Regions from separate parts of the Homo sapiens genome. Here all the other regions are linked to region 3. The links are chromatin contacts, found by Hi-C or POLR2A ChIA-PET in ENCODE. All regions are on one chromosome and are shown on one strand. The core of a region is the stretch at or near the end of the contact, and the rest is flanking DNA. Distances in the headings are between cores, read along the strand shown. Region 1 overlaps VPS13D (vacuolar protein sorting 13 homolog D). Region 2 overlaps VPS13D (vacuolar protein sorting 13 homolog D). Region 3 overlaps VPS13D (vacuolar protein sorting 13 homolog D).

Region 1 (3,588 bases), core at 479-2,978, 90 kb before region 3:
TTGTTTTGTTTATGTCTGTGTCCCCTGTGCCTAGCACAGAGCCTGGCATTTCTAGTTGTCCATACATAGTTGTGAACTTGCTCTAGAGACACAATAAATAGACCTGTTAACATGAGGTTATGCTTTTTGCACATAAATCTATAGTCAGCTCGATGTGTAGAGTTAGAGCAAAGTCAAAACTCCTTCACTAAGTGTCTCAGACAGGGTTAGAACAATTTCCTGGTTTCGGCCACACACTTTGGCCTGGATGGTACAGCATCTACAAAAGAGCTAATTATACAACACAGGGTAGCACAGGAAATGACTTTAAACTGTGACTCAAATTCTCTGTATCCCCTTGATAATACAGCCTTACATGGTTAATCCCTGCAAATATATCGCAGAGAGGTTCGAGAATGAAGCCTACTAGATAGAGTGCTGCTTTTGCACTGGTATTAAGAGGACGGGCTCTGAATCAGAGAATCTCGGTTCTTAGCCTGGCTCTCCTTGTAACCTTGGGCAAATTAGTTAATTTCTCTGAACGTCAGTATCCTCATTTACAAACTAGCATTCCACAGGGTCGTTATGAGGATTAAACAAATCAATTTGTATGAAGACTCAGAACAGTACCTGGCACATAGTGAAGCAGTCAATAAATATGAGTATCTTTTTGTTGTTGTTGTTCAGACAGGGTCCTGCTCTGTCACCCAGGCTGGAATGTGATGGTGCAAACACAGCTCACTGCAGCCTCAACTTCCTAGGCTCGGATGATCCTCCCACCTCAGCCTCCCATGTAGGTGTGACTACAGGCGGGTGCCACCACGCCCAGCTAATTTTTGTATTTTTTAGACTTTTTTTTTTTTTGGTCATGTTGCCCAGGCTGGTCTCGAACTCCTGAGTTCAAGCAATCTGCTCACCTCAGTCTCCCAAAATATTAGTACCATTTTTAAAGCTATCCATTCAGTTACTAAATTCAAAACTTATTTCAACTGGGCAATCAGTATCAGTGTCTATCCCATGTTTTCTGTATAGCAATGCTGAGAAATAAAGATAAATGTAATTAACATTTTAAACACTTACGGTAAGGATACACTAACATATTCCGCAGGGCTAAGTTAACTACTCCATTGTAACTATTTATTTCATAAACTGCATGGCAAGCCTGACAAGCCTACTGGTCAACTTTGACAAAAGATTATGTGAGACAAATGCCAAGGAAATACAAAATTAACATTGTTGTTACTCCTTATCAGACCACAGACAAAAACAAACCCACCAACAGTCCAGAATGAAGGAAACAGGTTGTTGGCTTTTGATTGGAATTTCCTAGGATTGTTACCATGTAGTACAAGATTAATCTAAATGTTTCTTTGTGCACAGACAAGCTTATGTGGAATGTATCAGAATAATATAATAAAGGCTTAGGTTTATGTGTGAACAAAACTGCTTTCAAAAATGTATCATTATCAGGCTGATTAAGAAAATACCACAGATTTAAACATACCTGAGGCCTATAAATAAGTTAGTTTGCTGCTTACTGGGGGTGGGGGGAATACACAGGCTAAATAAACAAACGAAAGTACAGGAAAATCAAACACTTTCAAATGAGCTTTCTTCCTTAAGTAGGTGTAACTAAAACCCAGTTGTATGCTAGGACTACTGAGTATTTTCAAGATAGTGCATGCTGTGGCATTTTAAACCACAGAGCCAAGCTGCTACCACCGCCACCTCAACCACCAAACTTTAAGAGCACACGCTGTGCACTGACTCATTTCATCCTCCCAGCAGCACCCTTCACAGCTGGCAAGTGGATTTTCCAAGCAAAAGGGAGAAACCTAGAACACACCACAAATAGGTACCTATTTTTGCCTTGATGTGTCAAAGTCAGAGAAAAGGGCAAAATTCAAGCAGCTGACCAACGGCATTTCAACAACAGGATGTTCCCAGGGAGACTGCGGCAAAAGATGTCTTTCACAGTATATGTAATTCCACAAAAATAGCAGTTAAAACCAATACGGCATCAGGCACAATGAATGACAATTTCAGGTTAGAAATAACCAAATGCTCAGCCTCTAATTTGTTTTCTTCTGTTTTGAGGGATAAAACAGAGGAATAAAGAATGTGCTGGAAATTTGGGGAATGCACTTCAAACTTCTTTCCTCCTCCTCCTCCTCCACACACACACACACACACACTCTCTCTCTCTCTCTCTCACTCTCTCTCTCTCCCCACCCCCTACCTCCTCCTCTTTGTAAAAGGCCTTTAATTAGCTCACATCCTATCCTGGCCAGGGCTGCCTAATACATTCTGACACCAGCCTGTTGGCCAGGCAGTGGGGTCTAAGTGCAGGCCTGATTAGCGGGATCCCAGTGGATCCCCTGCCGCTCTTATCTCCACAGATGCCTGATGAGTTTGGTATCTTCCTCCCAGCCCTCCCGGGAAGCTGCCCCAGCAGGTGCCCATTGGCAATAGTTTTGTGTTACAGGCCTGAATGAATGATCCCCGCAGGAGCTGCCGACTGTTTTCACAGACACAGAAGGCAGTCAAAAGTCCACTGCGTGAACTTGGAATGACCCCAGCTGCAGAGTCACTGGCGGGTTCATCGGGAGGGCAGGCACGCTTTATTAAACAACTAATACTCTTCACAGATAACTTTCCGAAAAAGCAAAAGTGTTAACTCTTTGCAATCTTGCTCTGACAAAACACTTCAGCTGTGGCGGGGCTCCCTGTGTGACTGAGGGTCTGAACCCAAGTGAGGGCTCTGAGATGGAGGAATGGCGCCAGCAGGGACCATGATTTCATCTGGCCTGAAGAAGGGTTGGGACTCAGTCACCATTTGGTCTACTGTTTTGTTGTTGTTTTTTTGTTTTTTTGTTTTTTTTTTTTCCCCAAGCGTTCCAGATTAAAGCGAAAAGGCAAAAAGCAAAGGTTTCGAGCACCTACTCCAGGGAGGACAGTGTGGCTGGGAGTCAGCCTGACAGTTACAGCCCCCAGCCAGGCCGGCTCTCAGCACCTCCAGAACAAGAGGGTGGCCCCTGGCTCATTCTGCCACATGCCTGTGCACCCTCGCAGATATGCGTGGGCCCCCATGGGGCTTCCATTCTAAGTTACCAGGAGAGAAAAGGTACTAAGGTACTAAGCTGTGAAGGCCATTGCAAACTCTCATCACCTGTGGGACTGGTGGGGCAGTCATTTTGTTGGCAGCAGCCAGATGCTGTGCAGTGGGTTCCCTTTAGAAGGAGGACTCAGACGCCAGGCACAGTGGCTCATGCCTGTAATCCCAGCACTTTGGGAGGCTGAGGCAGGAGGATCACTTCAGCCCAGGAGTTAGAGACCAGCCTGAGCAACATAGAGAAACCCCATCTCTACGAGAAAAAAAAATTTAGCCAGGTGTGGTGGTGTGCTCCCGTAGTCCCAGCTACTCAGGAGGCCGGGTTGGGAGGATTGCCTGAACCCAAGAAGCAGAGGTTGCAGTGAGACAAGATGGTGCCATTGCACTTCAGCCAGTGAGACTGTCTTAAAAAAAAAAAAAAAAGGGAAAGGATTCAGAAAAGGAAAGGGGTTCAGATCAAAGTGTTCTCATAACGAAGACAAAGCCATCACAAGTTC
Region 2 (3,837 bases), core at 1,071-3,570, 110 kb before region 3:
TTTTAGTGAATGCACATTTATGTAAAACTAAAAAACACCTGGGCTACAAACCTGGCCACAAATTCCTCATTTCAATTTCTTTGGAAGGAATGATCAGTAAGGAGAAGGCAGAGGTTACAATTCTAAGAGAAGTAGCAGCTACAATTCTAAGAACAGGTCTGGTTGATTACACCTTATGATACTTTGGGAACAGAAGCCAGAGAACGAAAAGGAATTGCAATGTGCACAACATTCAGAAAGCGAATGAGGAGTTCTCACCGGCTGTCGTATTTCAACTGCAAGGAGGATAAAGTAAGAGAGCTTGGAAGGCTATCAGGTACGCCAACACAGGATTTCCTCTGTTGTCAGCCTTTTCTTTTTTTTTTTTTTTTTTTTTTTTGAATTGGAGTCTTGCTCTGTTGCCAGGCTGGAGTGCAGTGGCACGATCTCAGCTCATTGCAACCTCTGCCTCCAGGGTTCGAGCAATTCTCCTGCCTCAGCCTCCCGAGTAGCTGGGACTACAGGCATGTACCACCACGCCTGTCTAATTTTCGTATTTTTGATAGAGATGGGGTTCCACCATGTTGGCCAGACTGGTCTCAAACTCCTGACCTCAAATGATCCACCCGCCTCGACCTCCCAAAATGCTGGGATTACAGGATTGAGCCACTGTGCCTGGCCTAATTTTTGTATTCTTAGTAGAGGCGGGGTTTCACTGTGTTGGCCAGGCTGGTCTCAAACTCCTGACCTCATGATCCACTCTCCTAGGCCTCCCAAAATGCTGGGATTACAAGCATGAGCCACCGCGCCCAGCCCACCTTTCTTTTTTTATAGCTGCAATCAGATTGATACAAAGGCGCCTCTGAGGACCAGCAGCAGCAGAGCCTGATGTCACCCATGACTTACCATGAGCCAGGCCATGGATGCCGGCTACAAGGTGTTCACCACTTGTGGCTGCATGGTACCTGATGTACTCCCGCTCTGACTGATGCCGATTGTCCATCGTCTTCCCTAAGCCATCTGATAATGTTCCAGCAAACTAGAAGGAGTTAAAAGCAGGAGAAGAGTTTTAAAGTCTTGGCACTATTTTTACTATTTGAATTACTTTAAATAAATTTAAATTAAATACAATTAGATAAGCCCATGCTGGTCTGTAGTGGTGTGATCTCATCTCATCACAACCTCCGCCTCCCAGGCTCAAGTGATTCTCCTGCCTCAGGCTCCCGAGTAGCTGAGACTACAGGTGTGTACCACCACACCTGGCTAATTTTTGTATTTTTAGCAGAGATGGGGTTTCACCATGTTGGTCAGGCTAGTCTCGAACTCCTGACCTCAAGTGATCTGCCCACCTAGGCCTCCCAAAGTGCTGGGATTACAGGCGTGAGCCACTGTGCCTGGCCAATAATTTAAATATAAATAAATTTAAATATTTTAAATGCAGTTACCTATACTGTCTGCCCCAGGTTGAGTGGTTCTCAAAAGGACTGGACACATACCAATTGGGGGATGCATACAATGGAGGACACTAGGCTTTGCAAAGCAACTACTAAAAATCTTTAATGACATTCACTTTCCAGAATACTACTCCAAATTTACTGAAAAAATCAGAGGTATAACAAAATAGTCTTGAGGGAGAAGTGAGCTTCAGGACTGTATCATGGTAAGAACATAGGCTCTTTGCTCTAAGAATTAGTGGAATTCAAAACAGGAAATGTGTCAGATTGTTGCTTTAGGGTTTGGTATCAAATATTTGGAGACATCAAACTCCCTCCAGTAATGCTGTCTTTCATTTATTCAATAATTACTGAGTACCTATGAGGTGCCAAGCTCCATTTGTCAAAAGCCAAAAACGAAATCGATGGAAAGATTAACAGGTTAGGTCACCGTTCATAGGAGGTGGCAGACTTGAACTCATGATTTCAAATGCAAACCCACCCTTTCCACAATTCAGAGATTTTATTTATCCTGGCATACTTTAACCAGAAAAGCTGTCTCATCCATCAAAGCTGGGATAAAAAGGACATAAAACTCTGTTTTGTCACAAGACAATCTGAAAAGGTTTAAAGTGACAGTTAATAAACCACAGAGTACTTATCCTCATCATTCAGGCATAAAAAGAGAAGGATATCAAATATATAATTAACCTTCTCAGGAAGGATCTACCAAAACAAGTGGTTTAAGTGCCAATGACCCAGGACTAACCTCTTAGAAAACTCACAGGAATGTTCCTTAGATACAAGGCTCAGGGGAAAGCCTCAAGGCAAGCTGCCTGCCTGGAAGGCCCAGGAACTGGGTGGCCATCTAGGGGCCTATTTCATTCTCCTTTGGCAAGGGGGTTAGGGTGCGTGTTACACAGATCAGATCTGCCCTGGAAACCTCAGTCATGAGGATTCTTGACACATGTGACAGTGAGTTCTGGGCACAGAAGAGGGACTAGTGAACACAGCAGCAATTCCATGTAAAGCAACAGTTCCTGGAAGAAGCTATGGGAAGACTCATGCCTTTTACTCAGTCCAAATATTTTACAACCTAGGGCAGTGATTCCTGACCTTTCTGGAGATGTAACCCCTATCATTATTTGTTTGCTTTCTGCCTTGCCTTCCATATCACTGCCTGTCTAATGAGAGAATTAAAGTTAATGAAAATTAATAACTTCCTTTAGGACAACTGGAAACACCACACGACGCTGCAAAGCTAGCACCGTGAATCACTAAGGAGTGGCTTCAGTCAGAGACCCCATCTGAGAGTTACCACAGTATAGGAGAAGGGCCACAAGCTGGGGCATCTGACCAAACTTCAGTCCTCCCTCGACCATTCTGGTAACTACATGACCCTGAGCGAGGTCACCTACCTCTGAGCCTCCTCTGCATCTGGAGAATAGCCAGAGTACCTACTTTGTCATGTGGCTGGAAGCATTCATGACAATGGCTCGGGGGCCTGGTATCTAGTTAGCATTCTTACTGTTCTTATTACTCTGCTACTAGTCCAAGGAGGAACATGCCTGCAGCGTTTGAGGGAAGCCTGTCAAAGGTTTAGAATTATGGTCATTTGCACTATAGTTTAACATAATAAAATCCTCTCTTTCCAGCAGATAAACACCAGCCTCCCAAGTAAGTTTTTGGAGTGGTACCACTTACAAAATTAGAGTGTTGGACTCTACGATTTCCAAAATCCTTTCCAGCTCTGGCACTGTGTGACCTACAACCCAAGGTAGAATGTCTTTACTAAATACTTCCTCTGAGCCCAGGACAGATTTAGGTACTGCTGAAGAACACAAACAAACAGCAGCCTTGAACCCTGCCCTCAAGAACTGACAGTCTCTTTGAGAAGGTAACAATCGTATACACAAAACAGTCAGCAGGAACCCAGGACACAAACTACACAGAAAGGAAATGTGACCTTTGTTTTGGAAAGAATCAATAAGAGTGCCTGCTATGTTTAGAATTATGTAGGCTGCCAGCGTTCTTCAGGTTCCAGACAAAAACGTGTCTCTCTGGTGCCCCAGACGCTGTGAGAACCACAGTTAAGTGACGCGTGCCCATGTCCTGTGTGTCTCCAGGGGACACATCTCCACCTGAAGAGACCCAGGAGCACCGCAGCCAATTCAGGGTCTTATTCAGGTCTTTCCTGTTTCTCTCAAGCTCTTATATTCTTTCTAAGAGCTTACATTCTCTTTCTTGGAAGACAGATAGGGTAAAGTGCTCTTTACCTATCGCTGGCAGCTAACTAGGAGGAAGTTAAAAATCCTATAATACTCCCCCACCAAGAGAATATGGGAGAATAATCTAGGCAGAATACCCAATATCACTCCCTCTTCTTCTACTCCCATCAATTAATATCCAAAGTTGATGAGTGAGC
Region 3 (3,600 bases), core at 428-2,927:
AACACATCAATGCAGTAAGAAAGGTACCTATGAGGGAACTGGTCCTGTCATTACTAGACATAAACTTAGGCTGAAAAGTAATCCTGAAAAGGTTTTGTTTTTGTTTTTGTTTTTGTTTTTTTGTAAGAAACTTGGGGCACAAGAGCAACAGTAAAAATGGACAGTTGTGCAACAGTGTTTTCTAAGAATATTTTTCATGAAGAAAGCTGCAATATCTCTGCACGTCTGCATTTCCACCTCACTACTGGCTACCCAAAAATAAGTGCAAGTGTTCCATGAAGTATGAAGGAGGATGGGGCAAGAGGACCCATGGCAGCTCTGTCAGCCAGGATGTCAGCCTCCACCTGCATGTACAAGTCAGGGATGCCACCTGCATCATTTCCTGGGCTGTCCCTCCAACCACTGGGACTACAGGCAGGAAGGGTATGTGAGAGCATGTGTGATCAGAAAATAAACGACAGTGGACATCTCTCTTTGTGCCACAGAGAAAGATTTGGAGACACAGAGTAAAAGGATCAAGGTGCTGCATTATAAGAAATATTAAAAACACAGTGTATATGGACAGCATAACAATATGTGAAATAAAAACAAGACTCAGGTTCAGCAGACTAGTAAACTGCCAGTCAGGCCAGCTAGCATGAAATGGATCTACAGAGGTGAGGAAATGTGTTACTGCTGATTTTAAATCTTGTTTTTCTACTGAAACTAACCATTGGCTGGCTTATCTACATATTGATTACCAATGCCTATGACTGACCCAGTCAGTCCTAGAATTAGGGGAAAGAAAGAACAAGAAAGTTTCATTAGAGTAAGCTTATTACAGGCTTAACCATCTGACTTCCTGACAGTCGCTTAACCATCTGACTTCCTGAATGTCACACACCGTAGAGGAAGATGAATTTTTATCTGGTGCTGCATATCGAAAAAAGGTCCCGACTTTGTCCACAGACACTGGGCTCACTTGCTCCCAGCCATTTACTCTCACTTGCAGTTGATGAATCCGGAGGTCATGGGTGTGTCTGTCAGGCAGAACAAAGAAAAAGATATTAGGCACAATCTCCAGAAGGGATGAAAAGTAGAAGCAAAGACACAAATCTGATTTAGTACATATGATGTAAAAACCCAGTTGGCTAAACCTTTTGGAGATTACCTAATGCAAGGGAAATCAGGAGCACAGTTTAACTGGGTTTTACACTTACAACACAAACTGCAAGATCTGTAAAGCTTGACTGAGTAAGAGTGGCATTTATCCTCCATTGTACAAACCACGCAAAACCTAAACACGAGCCAAGGTCTTTCCCCCACCAACCCTCACCCCAACCTATATAATGATGTCACTGGGGTGGTAAAAATGCAGTAGCGATTTAATCATATAACCATACTCTTGGAAATGCATAAAAAATTATTCTTGGTTCCTTTGTTGAAATCCTAATTCGCTCAGAACCACATGCAGTTGTTTGGCTCCAGCCCTACGTGACTACAGACAGGGCAGGAGAGGCACAGCGCTCATTTCAGGGCTCCTGTGCTCGACTGAAACTGGAGCAGAAGGCAGTGGGCAGAACAGGAGGAACAGGAGGAAACTGCACATTTAATTCTATTTTAGATTTTGCCTAATTCAAGCCAGAAGTGAAATGGGGAACTAGATTTGAGGCTGACAGGAAGCGGGGAGGGAGGCAAGGAGTGGGGTGCAGTGTGCCAAAAGGGGAAAAAGCCAGAAAAGGCATTTATTTTGAAGAATTCAAGCAGAATAGTGGGACCTGAAATGGATTATGAAATACGGAAACAAAAACAGAAATGACAAAGAGGTCAAACCCTTTCTGATATGACAGAGGATGGGCTTATCCAGAAATGTTCCCAACAGTTCTGTAGTTAGCTTCTCCAAGAACTGTGGGGACCAACAGGAAAATGCTCACTGCTCTTACCTGGAAGCTAAAGTGGCTTCCAAGCACATGTGTGCCCAGCATAGTGATTTTTTTTTTCCCTATAAAATCCCTGGAGACCCACACGTTCAGAACTCTTGCTTCTTGGGAATAATGTGTGTGGGTACCAAAGCTATGCAAAAGGAAACCTGCTTGACTTGGGAGCAAGTTTACACTCAGGAACTGAAAGCACCACAAAAAGCACATGATTACAGAAAGCTAAAGCCAATCTCTTCAATTTCAGCTCAGCTTGAAAACAAATATGAGGCTCAAATACTAAATCTTAACCTATTCAAATGCTGTCTTAACCTATTCATATCCACTGGATAGCCTGTGCATAGAAAAATACTTGTAAATAATACAACACTTTATTGGATATTTTATGATCTCTCAGTAATCAGATAGAACATTTTCTCACATTCATTCCAGTTTTGAGTATGGGTACTTCAGGAATGCATCAGCTAGCAGTCTCCCCAGATCAGTTCTTTTTAGAATCAGAATTTGTCTTCTTATTAGCTTTGAGTCCTGAAACTAGCTGCTTGTTAAAAGTACTACGTGGCATATATGTAAATTAAAATTGAAATCAACATGCTTTGAGAATCTTTTAAGAATACCATATCACCAATCCATCATGAAAATCAGGCCAAGATGCAATAAACTTGAGGGTTATGATATGTCTATGTTTCCACCAAATTCTGTGAAACACACAGGTTATCACCTCATATGTCAAATAAATGGATAGTTAATGAAAAGACATGTATTTCCAAGATGGCAGCAAAGTCTTTATTTTTTAAAAGGAGGCTGGGTGCAGTGGCTCACGCCTGTAATCCCAGCACTTTGGGAGGCCGAGGTGAGAGAACTGCTTGAGCCCAGGAGTTTGAGACCAGCCTGGGCAACACAGTGAGACCTCATCTCTACAAAAATAAAATAAAATAAAATAATAAAAGGAAACACTGATTTACGAAATATCTTTTAAAAAGAAGACATTAAAATCATTAATAAGGGGCCAGGTGTGGTGGCTCACACCTGTAATCCCAGCACTTTGGGAAGCCGAAGCGGATCACTTGAGGTCAGGATTTTGAGACCAGCCTGGCCAACATGATGAAACCCCATCTCTACTAAAAATAAAAAATTAGCCAGGTGTGGTGGAGCATCCCTGTAATCCCAGCTACTCAGGAGGCTGAAGCAGGAGAGTTGCTTGATCCCAGGAGGCAGAGGCTGCAGTGAGCTGAGATCGTGCCACTGCACTCCAGCCTGGGCAACAGAGCAAGAAGACCCTGTCTCAAAAATAAAATAAAATAAGATAAGATAAAATAAAATAAAATAAAATCATTTATAAGGAAAGTAAAAAGACAAAACACTAGGGACCCTCACTTACATCCACTTTCTTTTTTTTAAAGAAAAGAATAAACCATACTTTACCTGTGTCTTAACTTTCCTCTTGCTTCAAATTCAAAGGGAATCTCTTCACCTGTAAGGACTTCTCGCCATTCACTAACATTGTGAGTATCATCGAGAAATGTTCCGTTCCCTTCTGGAACTACCCCTGGACTCCCACTGTGAGAGAGTGCAGCTCTGGAACCAAATCAGATGACATCAGCCTGTCCCTGTTTCTTCCCAGCTCCCTCTCACAGGAGCCCCGTGCAGAAGAGCAGAACCTTCTCACAACTCAATTCCCAGC

The links. Hi-C counts contacts between places; a loop is a spot of excess contacts on that map. ChIA-PET counts read pairs that join two places held with the same protein, here RNA polymerase II (POLR2A). Pooled maps may share reads with other maps.
Region 1: a map with no recorded cell type shows a loop between it and region 3 (10-fold over the local background). The contact joins two enhancer-like sites. A Hi-C loop is called at or near these places in 2 of 168 maps with a recorded cell type or tissue (PC-3 and naive thymus-derived CD4-positive, alpha-beta T cell), 13 of 37 single-sample maps with no recorded cell type and 16 of 50 pooled maps. POLR2A ChIA-PET finds 5 or more read pairs at or near these places in 7 of 52 experiments (HepG2, Panc1, activated CD4-positive, alpha-beta T cell and 4 more).
Region 2: a map with no recorded cell type shows a loop between it and region 3 (1.9-fold over the local background). The contact joins two enhancer-like sites. A Hi-C loop is called at or near these places in 1 of 168 maps with a recorded cell type or tissue (naive thymus-derived CD4-positive, alpha-beta T cell), 5 of 37 single-sample maps with no recorded cell type and 11 of 50 pooled maps. POLR2A ChIA-PET finds 5 or more read pairs at or near these places in 1 of 52 experiments (activated CD4-positive, alpha-beta T cell).

Annotation. Positions count from the first base shown.
Region 1 is chr1:12,432,536-12,436,123 of GRCh38, reverse strand. The region is part of intron 65 of VPS13D (vacuolar protein sorting 13 homolog D); the gene reads right to left. Among named protein-coding and RNA genes, the nearest start is that of SNORA59A, 73 kb to the left of the region's middle. RefSeq lists a cis regulatory region at 2,560-2,570 and an enhancer at 2,493-2,637. Within about 2 kb of position 1,728, at least 27 of the 41 ENCODE cell types and tissues checked have a DNase peak (open chromatin) inside an H3K27ac peak, as active enhancers do.
Region 2 is chr1:12,453,179-12,457,015 of GRCh38, reverse strand. It overlaps VPS13D (vacuolar protein sorting 13 homolog D), which reads right to left. Exons shown (of 70, transcript NM_015378.4): 66 at 886-1,018. Among named protein-coding and RNA genes, the nearest start is that of SNORA59A, 52 kb to the left of the region's middle. Within about 2 kb of position 2,320, at least 19 of the 41 ENCODE cell types and tissues checked have a DNase peak (open chromatin) inside an H3K27ac peak, as active enhancers do.
Region 3 is chr1:12,342,793-12,346,392 of GRCh38, reverse strand. It overlaps VPS13D (vacuolar protein sorting 13 homolog D), which reads right to left. Exons shown (of 70, transcript NM_015378.4): 42 at 3,342-3,494; 43 at 884-1,019. Among named protein-coding and RNA genes, the nearest start is that of VPS13D, 110 kb to the right of the region's middle. RefSeq lists an enhancer at 1,498-1,657. Within about 2 kb of position 1,677, at least 15 of the 41 ENCODE cell types and tissues checked have a DNase peak (open chromatin) inside an H3K27ac peak, as active enhancers do.